Linked DNA regions of Homo sapiens: regions 1, 2, 4, 5 and 6 are each linked to region 3. The links are chromatin contacts, found by Hi-C or POLR2A ChIA-PET in ENCODE. All regions are on one chromosome and are shown on one strand. Each heading gives the region's core, a stretch centred on a gene start or an enhancer-like site at or near the end of the contact. The rest is flanking DNA. Distances are from core to core; before and after follow the strand shown. Region 1 has its middle 14 kb from the start of MANCR. Region 2 has its middle 110 kb from the start of LINC00705. Region 3 has its middle 24 kb from the start of LINC02639. Region 4 has its middle 130 kb from the start of LINC00703. Region 5 overlaps LOC105376375 (a long non-coding RNA gene). Region 6 overlaps PFKP (phosphofructokinase, platelet).

The links. A loop is a pair of places that touch in the nucleus more often than their neighbours do. ChIA-PET counts read pairs that join two places held with the same protein, here RNA polymerase II (POLR2A). Pooled maps may share reads with other maps.
Region 1: POLR2A ChIA-PET joins it to region 3 with 14 read pairs in PC-3. The contact joins two enhancer-like sites. A Hi-C loop is called at or near these places in 1 of 168 maps with a recorded cell type or tissue (endothelial cell of umbilical vein), 1 of 37 single-sample maps with no recorded cell type and 1 of 50 pooled maps. POLR2A ChIA-PET finds 5 or more read pairs at or near these places in 2 of 52 experiments (MCF 10A and PC-3).
Region 2: a loop to region 3 is called in a pooled map, with 4 times the contacts of the local background. The contact joins two enhancer-like sites. A Hi-C loop is called at or near these places in 1 of 168 maps with a recorded cell type or tissue (endothelial cell of umbilical vein) and 3 of 50 pooled maps. POLR2A ChIA-PET finds 5 or more read pairs at or near these places in 2 of 52 experiments (A549 and MCF 10A).
Region 4: a loop to region 3 is called in a map of heart right ventricle, with 5 times the contacts of the local background. The contact joins two enhancer-like sites. A Hi-C loop is called at or near these places in 2 of 168 maps with a recorded cell type or tissue (B cell and heart right ventricle), 1 of 37 single-sample maps with no recorded cell type and 2 of 50 pooled maps.
Region 5: a map of Calu3 shows a loop between it and region 3 (5-fold over the local background). The contact joins two enhancer-like sites. A Hi-C loop is called at or near these places in 1 of 168 maps with a recorded cell type or tissue (Calu3) and 1 of 50 pooled maps. POLR2A ChIA-PET finds 5 or more read pairs at or near these places in 2 of 52 experiments (HEK293 and PC-9).
Region 6: a pooled map shows a loop between it and region 3 (11-fold over the local background). The contact joins two enhancer-like sites. A Hi-C loop is called at or near these places in 1 of 168 maps with a recorded cell type or tissue (gastrocnemius medialis) and 5 of 50 pooled maps. POLR2A ChIA-PET finds 5 or more read pairs at or near these places in 1 of 52 experiments (activated naive CD8-positive, alpha-beta T cell).

Annotation. Positions count from the first base shown.
Region 1 is chr10:4,690,336-4,693,422 of GRCh38, forward strand. No RefSeq gene overlaps it. Among named protein-coding and RNA genes, the nearest start is that of MANCR, 14 kb to the left of the region's middle. Within about 2 kb of position 1,621, at least 4 of the 41 ENCODE cell types and tissues checked have a DNase peak (open chromatin) inside an H3K27ac peak, as active enhancers do; they include PC-3, where a contact is called at or near this core.
Region 2 is chr10:4,539,992-4,543,007 of GRCh38, forward strand. No RefSeq gene overlaps it. Among named protein-coding and RNA genes, the nearest start is that of LINC00705, 110 kb to the right of the region's middle. Within about 2 kb of position 1,445, at least 7 of the 41 ENCODE cell types and tissues checked have a DNase peak (open chromatin) inside an H3K27ac peak, as active enhancers do; they include endothelial cell of umbilical vein, where a contact is called at or near this core.
Region 3 is chr10:3,808,797-3,811,702 of GRCh38, forward strand. No RefSeq gene overlaps it. Among named protein-coding and RNA genes, the nearest start is that of LINC02639, 24 kb to the right of the region's middle. RefSeq lists enhancers at 599-2,875, 599-924, 1,052-2,251, 2,539-2,788 and a cis regulatory region at 1,319-1,664. Within about 2 kb of position 1,460, at least 37 of the 41 ENCODE cell types and tissues checked have a DNase peak (open chromatin) inside an H3K27ac peak, as active enhancers do; they include PC-3, PC-9, endothelial cell of umbilical vein and 2 more, where a contact is called at or near this core.
Region 4 is chr10:4,513,095-4,516,098 of GRCh38, forward strand. It overlaps the pseudogene RNU6-163P. Among named protein-coding and RNA genes, the nearest start is that of LINC00703, 130 kb to the left of the region's middle. RefSeq lists an enhancer at 1,477-1,526. Within about 2 kb of position 1,482, at least 21 of the 41 ENCODE cell types and tissues checked have a DNase peak (open chromatin) inside an H3K27ac peak, as active enhancers do; they include heart right ventricle, where a contact is called at or near this core.
Region 5 is chr10:4,724,550-4,727,477 of GRCh38, forward strand. The region is part of intron 2 of LOC105376375 (a long non-coding RNA gene); the gene reads right to left. Among named protein-coding and RNA genes, the nearest start is that of MANCR, 48 kb to the left of the region's middle. Within about 2 kb of position 1,607, at least 6 of the 41 ENCODE cell types and tissues checked have a DNase peak (open chromatin) inside an H3K27ac peak, as active enhancers do; they include PC-9, where a contact is called at or near this core.
Region 6 is chr10:3,094,027-3,097,047 of GRCh38, forward strand. All of the region lies in intron 2 of PFKP (phosphofructokinase, platelet), which reads left to right. Among named protein-coding and RNA genes, the nearest start is that of PFKP, 28 kb to the left of the region's middle. RefSeq lists an enhancer at 1,125-2,324. Within about 2 kb of position 1,430, at least 20 of the 41 ENCODE cell types and tissues checked have a DNase peak (open chromatin) inside an H3K27ac peak, as active enhancers do; they include gastrocnemius medialis, where a contact is called at or near this core.

The DNA of each region.
Region 1 (3,087 bases), core at 371-2,870, 880 kb after region 3:
GAAATATAGAAGAAAACATTTATGATATTTAGAGCTCAACTGAACATAGTCACATGCCTGACAGTTGGCCTGATTTTCCCACCACTAGGATTTTTTTGGAGTGGGGGTGGAATGCACACCTCTCCTAGAATTCAGATTTGAGACGCAAAGGGAAGAAAAATGAGGCAGGAAGACATCTCACTATTTTAGGGATTTAAAATGAATTTTACCTTTTTTCATGATGTCAGAAGCAAGTTGATACTTTATACATATTTTCTCCTTTCTCACTGATTATTCCTATGTAAGGATACGTCTTAAAGCTGTAATGAAATGTATATTACAGGGATATGAATGAGAGTGATTAGATTATATGTAGAATGAATATCAAAAATCAATTCTTTTCTGAAGCACTCCATTGCCTGAGTTCTTCTATTTCAGCTTAATCGGCCATAGTGGGTTTATCCTGTAGCAGGAAAGAATTCATTCTCCTTTTTTTAATCTTGGATTAAATCTATTTTCTGCAAGACAGCCTATATCAGGTTAGATGGCCCTGAAATAAATTATTCCCACAGGTAAAATTAATAGACACTAGAAGAAAAAGAATAATTTTACTATAATTTTGGGGAAATGACCACTATTGTTACTATTGAAGGAAAGGTGATGCAGGATTGAGATACACATGCACACATACATGCATGCATGTACATACATGATCACAGGTACATATGCACACAAACATGTACACACATATGCACACACATATATTCACATATACGCACATATGCTCACACACTCAAACTGACTCAGGCACACACACACATACACACACGAATATTTCTTTAACTCCTTGAGTCCCTTAAATATTAATATCATAACTATAAGAATATTTTAATATTTACCTGGCATTTTGCTTGGTAAATTCCCATTATAAAATAAAAATTTACAAATAAAATGTGAAACAAATTCTGTGATTTTACATTTGTATATAAATATGATCCACAAAAAGATCAGAGATTATAGAGGACCATGCTTTTAGAAGATAAAGAAAGATGGGAATCAAAGTATTTTGAAGCTACCAAAGACACGGAGGGAGTGAAATTACCTAGACACATTTTTTAATATGTATTCTGAATCACCAAGATATTTACCAGCTGAAAGTCACCAAGTCAGCCCAGCCCACACCGAAGGCAGCAGAAACACGTGGTGAGCAGAACCTAAGCCAAGCTACTAAATTCTGAGTGGTTTCTTATATAGCAACAGATAAATGGAACATATGGAAAAGCAAATTTTAACAATCAAGCAGGTGTGAACTTCGTCATTCAGAATAGATGGGGTGACATCTGCCAGCCCAAGGGGAATCTCCAACACCTGCCCACTGCCAGTGTTTTCATTTGTGGCTCCTGGGGCTTTTGGAGTCCCAAAAGAGGCAGGACTAGTATCTTTTCTCCTTAACGCTTTCAGACTTTCCTCTAGGAGCACCAGGTAACGTGTGCAAAACAAAACAAATCAAAACAAACAAACAAAAAAATCAAAGCTGTTATCTTAGCTATATCACTGTTAATCTTTCTAAAGGGAGAAAAACTAAACAACAAACCGTTCAGTAAAACAAATAACATGCTCCAGCCTATGTCTGTGTTAAAGGAGGGCTAGAAGGAGAAGCTAGGGAGTTGTTCAGCATTCCTAACAGATGAGTAGGTTTTGGGGAAATGGACTTGCCACTGCATAGCTCTCTTTATCCACAATTTAGCGAAGGGAAGGGAAGGGGAAGGGGAAGGAGAAGGGGAACGGGAAGGGAGAAGGGAGAAGGATGGAGCGTGGGGGGAAGGAAGGACAAGGGAGGAAGGAAGGAAGGAAGGTAGGTGAAGGGAAGGAAGGAAGGAAGGAAGGAAGGAAGGAAGGAAGGTAGGTGAAGGGAAGGAAGGAAGGAAGGAAGGAAGGAAGGAAGGGAGGTAGGTGAAGGGAAGGAAGGAAGGAAGGAAGGAAGGTGAAGGAAGGAAGGAAGGCATGCAGGCAGTATAAATGGCTATATAAAGTTTATGTGTATGACTATGTTTGGATGACAGAAACACCAATGTGAGTAAGGACTTAGACATTGTCAGAGTAGAGTTTCATAAATTATTGCAATCATGACCGTGATATACATATAATATAGATGTACATACAGGCAATTTTCTGTAAATAGCCAGATAGCAAACATTTTAGGCTTTACAGAGCATACGGTCTCTGTCACAGCTACTCAACCAGGCCATTCTAGAGCATGAGTTGCCATAGATAGCAGACACATGAGTAGGTATGGCTATGTTTCAATAACACTTTATTTACAAACACAGAGAGTGGGCAGAATCTATCCCTCGGGCCATAATTGGCAGATTCCTTTTCTAGTTAACTACGTCGGTACAGTGTATAATGACCACGATGCACGCTTTGTTAATTGGCATTCACACATGATACTCCTCAGCAGACAACTTCCAATTAAATAAAACAGCAAAATCATGCATTTTGTTTAATATTATGCAATTGTTTTACATACAACCATGTACCTCTTAACGCTCTTCAAAAAATGGGCCACAAAATCCTTTTAGGTGAAAGTTCATTCATCTAGCTGAGTCCTCTCAGTCCTCCATTGATATCCTGTAACTTAAATACAGAGATATAAAGTTAATTATTATTAATATATTTTATTTTAAATTGTATAAAAATGAAAGAAAGGAATAAAAGGAAAGAGTTGGTTAATATATACACAAATCAACATAAGGAAATATATATATATATATATATATTTTGAGATGGAGTCTCACTCTGTTGCTAGGCTGGAGTGCAGTGGTGAGATCTTGGCTCACGGCAACCTCTGACTCCTTGGTTCAAGCAATTCTCCTGTCTCAGCCTCCTGAGTAGCTGGGATTACAGGCACGCGCCACCACACCCAGCTAATTTTTGTATTTTTAGTAGAGAATGGGTTTCACCATGTTGGCCAGGATGGTCTCAATCTCCTGACCCTGTGATTCGCCCTCCCCAGCGTTCCAAAGTGCTGGGATTACAGGCACAAGCCACTGCATCTGGCCAGGAAAAATATATTCAACACTGTTCAAGTCCTTCTTTCTGCCACTG
Region 2 (3,016 bases), core at 195-2,694, 730 kb after region 3:
GGGGCCTCTGTGAGTTTCAAGTGGTGGTTTACATTGAGAAATGTATGATTTGATTTTATATTATCAGAAACTGATAGGATTCTATAATTTTAGAAGATGCCCAGCTACCAAAAAAAAAGTCTTATTTCATTTAGTGCGGTTGGGTTCATCTTTCCAAATTGTACAACACCTTCCGAGACTACCATAGGTCCTAACATAGATTTCTTCCCCATTCAAATTTCATTTATTCCTCATCCTCCTGTCAAATGTCATTGGCATTAGTATTTTTATATTTAAATTAGGTATTTATGAATAAGAAAGCACCATATACTCATAGTAAAGTGTTAGAAAATGTGGCATACATAAAGAAAAAATATTAGGTCATGTAATTAGTGATTTGCCACTTGTGTTTTGCTATGTTCATTTCTAGTTTTAGTTATATAGACACATACACAAACACACACACAAGCACACAATTTTTCAAAGCTTCTTGGCCCTCAGTTGGCTATTCAGCCAAAAAAATCATTTATTTCTTAAATTCTGGAATATTTTCAAGCATGTTTTTTCTTTCAATATGACTGCTTGCCCATTGTATCTATTTTCTCCTTCTGGATCTCCTAAAAGATATATATTGGGTCTTTTTGATTTTTTTCCCATGTTTCTCTAATTTCTTGTTCATTATTTCTGTTTGTTGTGCCAAAATGACTCTTTATGGCACTCATTGAAGTTTGTATTTTTGTGGTGTTACTTTAAGATTTCAAGCTGTTTTTTTTTTTTTTTTTTTGATGGAGTCTCGCTCTGTCACCAGGCTGGAACACAGTGGCACAGTCTCAGCTCACTGCAACCTCTGCCTCCCAAGTTCAAACAATTCTCCTACCTCAGCCTCCTGAGTAGCTGTGACTACAGGTGTGTGCCACCATGCCCAGCTAATTTTTGTATTTTTAGTAAATACGGGGTTTCACCATGTTGGCCAGGATGGTCTCTATCTCTTGACTTTGTGATCCACCCGCCTCAGCCTCCAAAAGTGCTGGGATTATAGGTGTGAGCCACCGTGCCAGCTCCCAGCTGGTATTTTTGTATATAGCTGTTGTTGTATTCATGGTTACTATTCTTTCCTTTACATCTTCGGATACTATGACTATTCTTGACTTAAAATCATTTTCACATTTTTCCATTGTTTCCATTCAGATATATATTCTGTACTGTTTTGGACTGTGTACTTTATTATATTAAACTCGCTAAGATATTTTATAATTTTTATTTTATGACACATATAACAGCAAAGTGTTCCCCTCCCAATGTGCTCAATTTTATTTAGGGTGATTTTAGAAGGGCCAAACTTTGCCCTCTGCAGTGCTGGTCTCTAGTCAAATTGTACCACAGAGGCTCCTCCTAGCTCTTACTCTGGGCAGTTACAGCAATATCAGATGTTCCCTGGGATCTGGAATTTCCTGGTACATTCATAGTTCCCAGTGAGTCACACCTCTCTGTATCCTTGCCCTTCTGCATTCCCTTCCAAAACTGACACAGCCCTGGCATTTGCTTTGGCAACAGGATATTAGCAAATGTGACACAAGCAGGCATTTGAAATGTGCTTGTGGATTGGGGCATGTTTTCCCTCTTGCTGCTCTTGAGCCTGACCATCATGACATGAAGCCAGCCCCAGCCTGCTGGAGACATGTAGCCCAGCAGACCAACAGCACCTTTATTAGACACAAAAATGTGGACCCCGGGTCATTCAGGCCCAGCTGGGCATCTGTAGCCAGCTGAGAGGCAACGGTGAGACCAGAGAGATCTCTACCTGAGCCTACTTCCAGCTGTCAGACACTAGGGTGTTGCTTTAAGCCACGAAGTTTGGAGTGGCTTTTAATTTGGTAACAGATAAGTGAAACACAGCTCTAACTTTGATGCCTTTATCACTCTCAGAAGCTGCCCATGGCCCTGTTAGTTCAGCCCTATTCAATGTTGATGTTCCTCTCCTGGATTCTGCTCCATGTAAGTCTTCCATTTTGAGATCTGCAGCCATCACAACAACAGGCATGCACGTGTGCTGTGTGTGTGCCTATGTATATAGGTGTGAGCATGCAGGTGTGAGCATGCAGGTGTGTGTATGCAGGTGTGAGCATGCAGGTGTGGATATTTGCTGTGGAGAAGAGCAGTTGCAGGTAGAGTTCACCTGACATCTTGACCCAGAAATAATTTCACATGTCTAAAACGAAAAAACATTATGCTCCACACAAAGTTTTTAACCCTGGTTTTTATTGTCACTTAGCATAGGTAATACAATTTGCCCCAAAGAATTGAATAGTATTAACATGGAAAGTATAATTTTCAACTTCTAGCTAATTACTTGATATGGATTAACATCTCCTTTTATTTATTATTTCTCTGTTATTGAAAGTCAAGTTTGTCTCCAAGCTTTCCTTATTAAGAACTGCCATCTGTGGGACATCTCTTTACATACACAGAGGTGCATTTGGGAAGCATTTTTTACCTTATTGACGTTAAATACTTGTTCACAGGGGTTTTCTCATGTTCCCTCCCCACCTCTGTACTCTAATGCCCTAATATTACCATAATGCCCAAAGTCACTTAGCCTTGAAAATCCCCAACTACAACTGATTTCAACACTTGATGCTTAGCATTGACTTATTTAGTCATCTTATTAATCGTCATCACTAATTTGTATACAATAAATCTTACCTGTCATATTAGAGTACAAACTTAGTGAGGGCATTGATAACGTCGTTTATACTTTCCATATTCCTTATAGTCCTTGAAGCAGCTGTATACTAACTACCAACTGTTTAACAAATATGTCATGTATCCTCTGCTTTGCACACCACTCTGGGGGGAAGAGTATTTCTCTGACTTTCATCCACTTGTCCTGCAGGTCTCCCTCACATTTTCCTACAAAGTGTTATTTGAATCCTTCAGAGATATTTTATGTTACAGATATGTTATGAGATTACAATGTAAACTACAAGCAACTTCCTCATAAGCCTTGCAATTATAGTCTTACATATTTCCTCATTTT
Region 3 (2,906 bases), core at 210-2,709:
TCTCTGTGTGTCTCTGTGTGCATGTATGTGTATATGTGTGTCTGTATGTATACATGTATGTCTGTGAGTCTCTTTGTGTGTCTGCCTGCATATCTGCGTGTGTGTGTGTATGCTCTGTGTGCGTTTGTATATGTCTGTGTGTCTGTGTATACACATGTGTGTCTGTGAGTCTCTCTGTAGGCGTCTCTCTGTGTGTCTGCCTGCATATCTGCATGTGTGTATGTGTGTATGGTCTGTGTGTGTTTGTATGTGTGTCTTTGTGTCTATGTGTATTCATGTGTTTCTGTGGGTCTCTCTGTGTGTCTGCTGCATATGTGCATGTATGCATGTGTGTATGGTCTGTGTGTGTTTGTATGTGTGTCTGTGTGTCTATGTGTACGCATGTGTGTCTGTGAGTCTCTCTGTGTGTCTGCCTGCATATCTACATGTGTGTATGTGTGTATGGTCTGTGTGTGTTTGTATGTGTATCTGTCTGTGTCTGTGTGTAATTCTTTATCTCCTCCGTTTTCTGAGCAGGCTGGTCCTTTGAATCCCAGGAGATAATTTTTCCTTATACTTACTAGAGGAGTCTGTCAATACAGTAGAAGCACAATGTAAATGGGGGATTAACACCTTGAGATAATTTGAATCCACTGTCATTCACCCTTTCTGAAATGCACAAGCTTGCAGGCACCTACCCTCCTGCTACAGGACAGAAAAAAACACGGTGGTTTTATTTCCATTTCTTATCACACGGTGTCCACTGCCTGAGCTGCACAGGGAGGCATTTTGTCATTTCACTGTAGGGGTCTCCTGTGGCCCCGAATCTCATGTGTTTGTGTCCCTAGGAGCTGCAGCCCCAACCATGTCATGAAGAGGGGTCGGCACGGGGGCTTCTGGCTGTGGCACACACACGTGTTAACCTATAAGGCTCACTTCCTGCCCACAAGGGTCAGAGTGTTGTTTTTTTTTTTTTGAGACGGAGTCTCCCTCTGTCGCCCAGGCTGGAGTGCAGTGGCGCGATCTGGGATCACTGCAAGCTCCGCCTGCCGGGTTCACGCCATTCTCCTGCCTCAGCCTCCTGAGTAGCTGGGACTACAGGAATCTGCCACCACACTCGGCTAATTTTTTGTATTTTTAGTAGCGACGGGGTTTCACCGTGTTAGCCAGGATGGTCTCAATCTCCTGACCTTGTGATCCACCCGCCTCGGCCTCCCAAAGTGCTGGGATTACAGGCGTGAGCCACTGCGCCCTGCTGAGAGTTTTTTATTGATCATTCAGTGATTCTGAAGGGAAGACAGTTCTACTCTCACTGCCAGTGACAGCACAGCCCAGGAGAGCAAGGGCAGGCTCCTCTCCAGGTGTGGCTGCTCTCCATGGCCTGGGTCATAGTCTGGAGATGACTGAAGAGTTAGTCTTGGGGCTGTTGCTTGTGAGAACTGGAGAGGTGTGTGTCATTATCTGAATCGGCCAGGCCCACGCCAGGGTGAACTGGGCTTACAGGAAATGCAGTCACAGGTGAGACAACCTTTGGCACCAGCTCCCAACTTTCAGTTCAGAGAACGGTGAGTTCCCGGTACAGGGAGTGGAAGCTGATGTCATTGAAAAGATATTGCCTTGCTTTGAAATCAGCAAGCGTGGTCAAAGTTCTCCAGTATATACACACAGAGGAAAAATGTGGCTCTGAATCACCATGGGCAGCTTTTTGATAAACAGATATTCAAAAAAAAAAAAAAAAAAAAACAACAGAAAAAACAGCCCATGTGTGGTTTTTCTGAGAATGCTACACGGCTTTCATATGTGCATTTTGACCCTAATTTCACTTACAACTTTCTCATAAGATACTGTTAGGAGTGAAAAGCCACAATTAGCTCTAGGCCAAGAGTGAATAATTTCAACAGCCTCTCTAAGATGGTTTATATTTTTGGAGCCATATATGGGTGAAAGTAACGATTTCCACAGGAGGACAAACAAAAGGAGATTTTTGCACACAACAGGGAAAAGAAAAAGGTTTAAACTTTCACATGTGAAAAAGTTCAAATTCCCAAGCCTTGCTGAACACAACCCCAGGTAGTTTTAAAATTTGCTTTCAATAAAAATTTATTTGAAATGAAATGCTTTACTAACTTTCATGGCTAAATCAGGAAACACCGTTTTCACTAATTAATATTAAACAGTTGGCGAGCACAGCACTTCTGGATGTGTTCCTTCTTCATAACTAAAAATGAGTGAAATTGTAATTGAATTCTGATGATAATCTTAATAGCATCATTCTCTACGTTGACTCCTTAAAGCAATTTTATATTTGCAAATTGTCTTTGCCTTCCTTTTAGCTTAGTTATATAGCTTGCTTTGCTCAAAGAGTAAAATTAAAGTCTTAACTAATGTCAAATGGTTTTGCTTTTCCTGTGTAAACATAAATATGTTAAGAAATGTATAGTAAGTTATCTTATTTTAATAGAGACTCATCAGTGCTAGTTATTTAGTGCCTCTCAATAGTATTTCTGGCAAACTGCACATGGCCTTCCTCATAGAATGAGGAGTGGGCATTGACATGAATTTCTAAATTGTGGCATTTCCTGGCATGATGTCAGTTGGCTTAATCATCTCAACTGTCAGCTCACACCCTTGACAGCCAGCTCGGGAGCTGGGGAGAGTCCAAATTTGGTGTTCTGAAGGAGCTCACAGGGGTCTCTGGCACGTAATGATCACCTTGAAAGTCATCGATTTCAAAAAGAACATTCCACTGTGGAAGAGCAGCCAAGAGAAGCAAACCTCAGGCACACACAGTCTGTAACAGAAACCGAAACTCCTAGCAGGAAAATACCATGACCTGCAGTGACAGGGCCAGACCATTTCAGTGAACTCAGCATGCAGAACTGTGTGGGGAAGGGCCCCATGAGAGAGTTACTATGATTATTATTAAG
Region 4 (3,004 bases), core at 232-2,731, 700 kb after region 3:
ACATTTAAGGAGGAGAACAAGCTGCTCTGAATTGTGTCAATCTCACTTGTGATCTATTTTTGAACAATGTACTAGAAAGATATTCCCGTTCACACAGAACTAGTGATTTACCCTCTGGTGGATTCTACCCCTCCAGCTACTTGGCGATAAATAAAGCCAGAGTGGAGAGAGAGTGTAAATAAAAATTAACTGTACCCAATTGGCTCCCCAATGCTTTCATTTATGCATGCTTGTTTGATGAGGTACTTTTCTATTTTTTTTTTTTTTTTGAGATGGAGTCTCACTCTGTCTCCCAGGCTGGAGTGCAGTGGTGCAATCTCGGCTCACTGCAAGCTCCGCCTCCCGGGTTCACGCCATTCTCCTGCCTCGGCCTCCCGAGTAGCTGGGACTACAGGCACCCGCCACCACGCCTGGCTAATTTTTTGTATTTTTTAATAGAGACGGAGTTTCACCGTGTTAGCCAGGATGGTCTCGGTCTCTTGACCTCGTGATCCACCCGCCTCGGCCTCCCAAAGTGCTGGGATTACAGGCGTGAGCCACCGCGCCTGACCTTGATGAGGTACTTTTCAAGTCTTCTTAATTGCCATATAAAATAAGGCCTCTGGTAATCAAAAGCCCTAAAAAAAATGTTGGGGGGGGGTTGTCCACCTTGGTTGGGGAGGGTTGTCCACCTTGGTTGGAGGGGGTTGTCCACCTTGGTTGTGGGGGGGTTGTCCACCTTGGTTGTGGGGGTTGTCCACTTTGGTTGTCTTCAAATTTTCCTTGTTGGTTTTTCACTTTCCAACTTCATTGCCATTTCAGTAACTCCTGGGGGTATATGGCACCCCGCAAACCTGGCGCTGCCATGGCCGGACAGAGAATCCAGGAGCTCTGATCCTCCCACCAATACCTACTGTGGTGTGGAAACTCTCCTGTCTCTTTTACTGAGCCAAGATAATGTTAGACAGCCTTCAAAGAAGTGCTTTAACAATTAAGAGAGCGAAAGAAATATATGTATAGAAAGAGAAAGAAACAGAGACAGACAAGCAGATACACACACACACAGAGGGAAAGAGAGAAAGCTGGAGGGGAGAGAATAGATAGGAAGAAATATAGAGAGATATATAAAGAGACAGAGAAATGGAGAGAGACAGATACATACAGAGAGAGATAGCAAGAGGGAATAGAAAGGGAGAAATGGAGAGAGAGGAATAGAGAGACAGAAAAATAGAGAGCAACAGATAGGGAGAGAAAAGCAAAATAGAACAGCAGTGCAGTAACACAGTATAAATTCCTAAAACAGTGTGTAGCCACACATTTATTTGGTCATCACTATGTACTGGTTTTTGGACGTCTGTCTCTTTATTCCCTTTGTCCTGAGTGGCTTGCTGTGGACATAGTCTCTATCTGGTTCTTGGGCTAGTGGTACTCTCTCTCAGGGAAACAGTGGCTCCACCCCTCGGCTCTACGTGAGTCTAGGGACTTCGGGCCTGGAAGTTGGAGACCTTCCTTCGTTTCACAAAATCTGCACCACATCAGGTTTCTCCTGCCACTAAAAGCAGAAAACAGCTCTTCCTTTTTCTGCGTCCGTGGGCGGTAACTGGCTGCCCTTTCAGTTCCCGTTTCCCGTCTAGGACGTCCTAATTTTGAACAGAACAAACAGCACTTGCAACACCCAACCCATCAGGAAATCCCGTTGTCTCTGCCTTTGGAAGATCCAGAACCTCATGGATTGTTACCATTTCCCAGCTACTCACCATTGCAGCTGGAAACACCGTCCTCTGTCACTGGATTCCCACGCGCACCCGCCAGCTCCCCTGCTCCAGAGCCTGGCTCCTTCCGCAGCAGCGAGAGGGTCCCCACGCAAGCCAGCCTCAGGTGCTCACTTCAGCAGCACATCTGCTAAAACTGGAACATACAGAGAAGAGGAACCTGGCCCCTGTGTAAACATGACATGGAAATTCATGGGACATTCCATATTTTTATGAATATACTAAAAGCCGCTGAATTGTAGGCATTGAAAATAATACATTTTATGGCATGTGAATTATATCTCAATTCAGCTACTGTAAACTAAATAAACAAAAGTAAACCATGCCCATCCTCCGCTCAAAGCCCTGCAATGGTTATTTCATTCAAAGTAAAGTCTATGTTCTTAAAAAAGCCAAAAAGCTTCCTGTGATCTAACATCTCCCATTCCCATCATTTACAATCTGATTCTTTCTCTAGTTATTTTTCCCCTTACTTCAGGCGGATGCCAATTTGCACTGTTCCAGGAATGTGCCAGGTACCTCGCCCCCCTAGCTGTCCCTTGTTAAGAACCCCTGCAAAGACAGGGTGGACTCGCGGCCCCCAAATTTGGTTCAATGTTGAGATCAATGATGCCACACACACACACACACACACACCAAGACAGTATAACAAGGTGTATTTACATAATGGCAGAACAGGGCAAACCTCTTAAGCAGGTCTCAAACAGTGTGAAAGAGCAAGGAAAGGTGCATAGCTGGGGGTTTTACTGTGGTGAGCAGGGGGTTGGGGTTGGGTAAAGGTGCCCAGATTGAGGGCTTGCGTGATCTGAATCTCCTGCCAGTGTCCAAGTGGGAGCACTTGAGCTTTCTTCTCAGCTTGTCCAGATGTGGGACAAGCTGAAGAGAGGCCCAGGACAAACATTTGGCCAGTGAGGCTTAAATGTTTTCAAGCAGCAGAAACTGGAGTCAGCCTCTTTATCACACAGCTATTTAATAAAACCTCGGGAGCTCAGTAAGACCTATCCTGAGCACACCCTGCAAAATCCTCCTTCATACCTCATCGGCTTCTCCCCCATCTGTGTTCTTGGCTCGGGGTTGTCTTTTTCACACATCGCTGGCCACCTTCTAATGTGCCCTGTCATTTTCCTAAAATATTCAGAACTTGTTATCAGGGTTCCCCTGGGTCCTCTCCTGACCTGCTAAAAATGAACTGCTTGAGGGCAGAGGTCTTCCATCCAAATGCAGATGAATTCCGAGTGCCTGCAGCAGACCTG
Region 5 (2,928 bases), core at 357-2,856, 920 kb after region 3:
TCATCCTTTCTCTCTATTATTTTCCTACTTCTTCATTCTTTTCCTTTCGTTTATCTCATCGTGAAATTTGTGTGAAATCCACCTGGAATTTTGGAAGTGGATTGTGAGGGCACTTATGATAAATTTCACATTTTGTAAGTTGCATTAAGTTAGAAACATTCATTTTTATTAGTTAAGGATTTTTAGTAAATTATATGACAATTTTAAAATAAATTTCCAAAATTTTACATTTTATCCATAGAAAATATTATCTGGATTTTTCATTTAATTTTATAATTCTAAAGTCCATAACTGTGATAGTACATAATATAAAACATGCAGTTTTTAAATTTTTCCTAAAAATTTAGGCAGTAAAAAATAATCGAAATATGTTTTTGAGTTGCGTTCTTTCACCAATGCTTTCCCTTGATTTGTAATGCAATGTTATCATATATTAAATTCTTACAGATAGTTTTGGGGACTCAACTTTGCCACACAATGTCTTATGTTCTTTTACCAGATCAACACTAATAAAAGTAGTAGTTATTAGAGGTTAATTGTGTTTTAATATTTAGTGGTAAAATTTCTCTCATTAATCTCTCTTTTTTTTCAAATATTTCTTACTGCCCATAACGTTTCATTTTCAAATATCCTTTACTATCCATAATGTTTCATGCATCTATCCATGTTTTTATATATCTCGTGTTGCATAATTTTAGGTAGAATGTCTTTATTGTCAACATTCCTCTAATAAGTTTACTGAAATAAATCTATGTATTTGAAAGGGTGCAAATGTGATAAGAAAATCAAGTTTTTACCATACAGGTTTTTTTCAGATTTATTAAAAACTGTATAACTATTTTCACTTAGTGGTTTGTTTTTGAATACTGGCTCATAAATAGATATTTTCTTAATCTTGTTATTTCTGTCTACTTAACAGTTGTTTTAAAGAATGTAAAAACAATTTCCTGAATACACATTTTTGACACATAAAAAGATTCTCTTTTTGTATTATACATTCTATATTTTTTCTTATTATTTTGTCCCCACGTACATATATTGTTAGATACTGAATTAACTTAATATTTAAATATTCTTATTAAACAAAAACCACATGCTAGATCATATTACATACTATAAACACTATTAACCAAGAAAACTTTTCTTTAAACAGAGGCAGCTCTAATTTAGACTGTCTTTCTGTAAAGAGGATTTCACTCAAAGCTTCTCTCTTTTTGAAGTAATATAAGAAAATTGACCACTGAGAATATAGTTGTTTTTTAGAATTTCATGTGATAAAATTCAGAGTCCCAAATTAAAATTATACCAGTAGATCTAGAGAATTTTTAAAGAGGCCAAACTTCAAAATGATATTTTATCCAAATAGGTAACAACAGTGAACAGTCAGACTCAGAGAGAGAGGAATAAAAATATCCACATTGCTCGAGAGCTGTCTATAAATCACACAATAGTAATTATATTTAGCCTCCACAAAGAGCTCCTTTTAAAGAAAAATGACTCTCTCATAGTTGGCTTTGCCCTAGAATGATATCTAGCAGATATCTATTTTAAAGTTCAAAGTCTAACTATTCAGTAATATGTCATTATTTCTTTCCACATTATTGTGTGTCTTTTCACTGTTTGCTTTGACTACATAATTCCACTATGACTCATTCTAACATTAGATCACACTGTAGGTCTTTATACTTATTTCATTGCAGAGGTGATTCACAAATTTAAACAAGCTATGTGCACGTAGATCAACATTTTCAAATATGTAAATGTCTGTCCTTAATAGATGATAAATCCTCAAATACACTGTGCTAACACAAGACCTTGCTTCAATTTAACATTTTCAAACATGACATCCCCATACAGCCATGGAAATACTTCAGCTATGGATCAGGAAAGTAAAAATTTAAGCCATTTATTTTTCAACTGCCTTATATTTCCCAAGTTCAAAAGTACATTGCCAGATTAACCAACCTTGACTTTTGAGATACGTTCAATTTAGCCATCCTGAGAGTAGTCGATTGTGAGGGCACTTATGATAAAATATTTCACATTTTGTAAGTTGCATTAAGTTAGAAACATTCACTTTTATTATTGGTTTTTAGTAAATTATATGAGAATTTTAAAATAAATTTCCAAAATTTTACATTTTCATGCATAGAAAACATTATCTGGATTTTTAATTTAATTTTGTAATTCTAAGTTCATAATTGTGATACTATATAATATAAAATATATACTTTTTAAATTATTTCTAATATATTTTAAATGAAACTCTTCAATAATTGAAGAAAGATTTGAAGATAATAAACTAGAGGGTAATAATTTATATGAATCCTAAACATCTGACAACACTGCTTTAGCCGAATTTAACGATATATCTTAACCCAGTCCAAAAGTTGTTGAGTTCAAACACAGGATATGAATCTTAAAAATAATAAATAGTAAAGAAATTCATAAAGAATCATTTTTATTAAATTTTTTTGATGTCCTTTACTGTTTAAAATTAACATATTTTGTTTATTTTTAAAGATGTTATCTTTTATTTAAGAATAACTATAGTGTTGGCAGTTAAAAATCACAGGTTTCTGCTCAAAATACTACTTTTATATTTGGGGTAGATATTCAAATATCCGGGTTTTATTCTGAGCTGTTTAACAAATGTATAAGCATACAAATAGTATGTTACAGTCAACCGCAGTATTAAGAAATAGTTTGTGTAAAGCAGACAGTAGGGAGTATGTAAGTAAGTTGTGTTTAACCATTGGAATTGGAAACATAATTTTAAATCATAGAAACATGGAATAAAGCATTATGTAAGAATCTTCACACAATTTCAAAAAGGACCAGTATTCTATTCATTTGAAAGCCCATTTACGGGGAAAATTTTGAGGAATACTTGTTTTCCATTATTAAATAAAACACAGCTTCTAAACA
Region 6 (3,021 bases), core at 180-2,679, 710 kb before region 3:
CATTTACACCATTGCCTGTGGCTTCAGACAATCTAGTTTCAGTGAACATTTCAAACTGCAGAAGAGCACCATCTCCCTTCACCACCACCTCCCCACCACTGTGGTCAGCTGAATGAGCCTCAAGGTGGGGTTTGCTGTAAGGTCACTGCCAGGCCAGTGCTTGGGACCCTCTCTCTACAGGGGAGGAAGGGCGACCGGCCTCGCTCCTGCTGGGGCTGTTGGTTGTACAACTTACCGGAATTGTGCACTCTTAGCTTTGGCTTAAAGAAATCTGTGATGCCAGAGGGCTAAATACATCATGCTGTTGCATTATTGGTCTTCCAAAGAAGCAAGTGCAGGACCACATGATGGTGTGTCGTGTGCTAACCTATTTTAGAATTTTACAGTTGACTGAGTCTCCCAAGAAGAAATCCTGAGGCTGCTCTATAGAAATTTTCTATCAAGTAATGAAATCAGTGAGGGTGCTTTGCTGGGGTGATTGGTAGGGTCTCTGGACAAGAGCGTTCCTTCAGAGTGTTGGTGGGGAGGTGAGCAGGGCTTGGGATGTGTGTTGGTGTGGGGCTGTTTAATCTCAGGCTCTGCCTCTGAATTTCCTAGAGACAGGATAAAGCCACGATTCCTGGCCTTTGAAAACCATTGACATAGTGAAATTCCTGCCGCCTCTCTTTCTCGCACACCTAGTTTGGAACGCTGGTGTTTCCCAAGTCTAAGCCTAGAGAGCCGTTCAGAGCTGACCTCTGCATGCATGCTCTGAATTCTAAAAGTGAAATGCTTTAATTTATTAAGGAATGTTGTAGCTTTAGGTTCTGTGGGGGAGGGAAAAGGATTAAACTAGGGAAAGCTTGATTCTGTAGGAAACAAAAAAAATAGTATTTACTCAGAAGCAGCAAAGCCCCTACATCTCTGGATGCAGTAACTATGTCTGCAGGAAGCTGGTGATAACACTATCTGGAAGGCACTTTTAAAGTCTGTTATCTCTAGGAGCTTGTTTTATTCTGGTAGTTGGAATGTTCACCATTTGGAGTTAGTTGAGTGAAGAATTCAGGAAATCAGATTGGAAAAAAGCATTATCCAGTTGAGAAGACACATGGACCCATGCAACAAGCATTCTGAAAGAAAAAGCCTACTGCTGCAACACAACGGTATAATTTCCCTTTGTCTGTAACTTTAAAAAAAAAAACTTACATATGAGACGTCCGAGAAAGCCACCCATAGGTGAACTACGCGCATAGGTGAACTAGCTTACTCCATTTATGATGGATTCGGCGATTGCCTAAAAATTCTAGTCAAAACCACCTCTACATATAGAATGATCTCCTACATGGTTAGAAGGCTGGTTATTTTGACACAGCTCAAAACAATTTCGAATAAGTTGAAATGACTTCAGAGCCTGTGGCATGTTCTTAGATGTGATCGAATGACTCAACGTAAAAAATTCTGTCCGACGATGGATCCGATACAGCCAACGAGGAGCTCTAAGGTTCATCTTGTGAGTCAGAGTCAACAAGACAGAGAATGTTACTTTGGCCAAAAAACTGAGATAAGGTTAAAGGTTTTATGCTCTGTTTTTCCTATGTGAGTCATAAAACTGGCTTGGAAGGCAAATTCCAAAAGGGTGTTTTAGGAAACGTCTGGGCTTTGGCTGTAGTAAGATAAATATTCAGCCTTCTAAGAAGACTTCAAAAGAGAAAACTCATCTGAATTTCTACGTTGTAGTACGTTTGGGCAAAATGAGTCTTCCTAATTTAGTAATATCTTCCTTGTTGGTGAAAGACGGCTTAGAACTGCGGCTGGTAGTTGCTTTTCACATGTTCCATGGGCGTCGTGACTTTGCAAATTAAAGAATGAGTCATTTCCTAGCAACTTAGCTCACGCATGCACTAGACAGGGAGCATTGGAGGTGGCACTCAGAAAGCCCTCCCTTTCTATTTTTTAATGGCTTTCTTTGCCACATGCATCTATGCAACACAAAATAATGAAATTACTTTCAGAGAACATTTTACTTTTCAAAATGTTGTGGTTTGCAGAGCAGTTTTCTTACTACTCCAGAAGCAAGAGGATTCGTTAACATGTTTGATTAAATCCGTATTTAAATTCTGTGAACTCATGCAGGGAAAGGAAATTGTATGGTTCCCACTATGGCATATTAACTAGTAAAATGCTGGGTGGCGGTTGACTTGGAAGCAGCGTCCGGGATAGCGCGTGCTCCAGGAATACTCTGAAAGCTGATGCCGTTAGGGGTGCATGGTTGACTCCTGGGCCTGAGACGGCCTCAGGATGCTGCAGCGGCCTTGGCATCCTCTTCAGCAGGGTGGCGGCCGGAACTGGCACCTTCCCCCCGGTCTCTTTATTTACCAAAAAACTGCATGCACAGAAATGACCGCAACAGCTCTGGGTGTGGGAATGTAGGAACTGTCTGTTTCAGTTTTGCCGGAGCCCCAGGTTTACGGCCGCTCTACATCCCAGTCCTCTCAGGGAGGTCCCGGTTTCTGCTGCAGTTCAGGCCCCATCATGGGTCATCTTTTCTCTCCTCCTGAGATGTGGGCTTGGAGGATGGGAGGTCGTGCCTCTAAGAAGGGTCCGTTTCACGGTGGCCCAGGCTACATGCCTGCTTCCTTGTTTCCTTGCCCCCCCGAGCTTCATGGAAGTCAATCTGGAAAGTCAGGATCACTGCAGATGGCAGTTTGTTCAGTGTTGCTCCCAGACCTGAAGAATGGAGCGCTCTGTTGTGCTTGCAGAATGAAGCATAATTCTTAGCAGAAACCTGGGAGGCCGGGTGCGGCGGCTCATGCCTGTAATCCCAGCACTTTGGGAGTCCGAGGCGGGCGGATCACGAGGTCAGGAGATCGAGACCATCCTGGCTAACACGGTGAAACCCCGTCTCTACTAAAAATACAAAAAATTAGCCGGGCGTGGTGGCGGGTGCCTGTAGTCCCAGCTACTAAGGAGGCTGAGGTGGGAGAATGGCAGGAACCCGGGAGGCGGAGCTTGCAATGAGCCAAGATCACGCCACTGCACTCC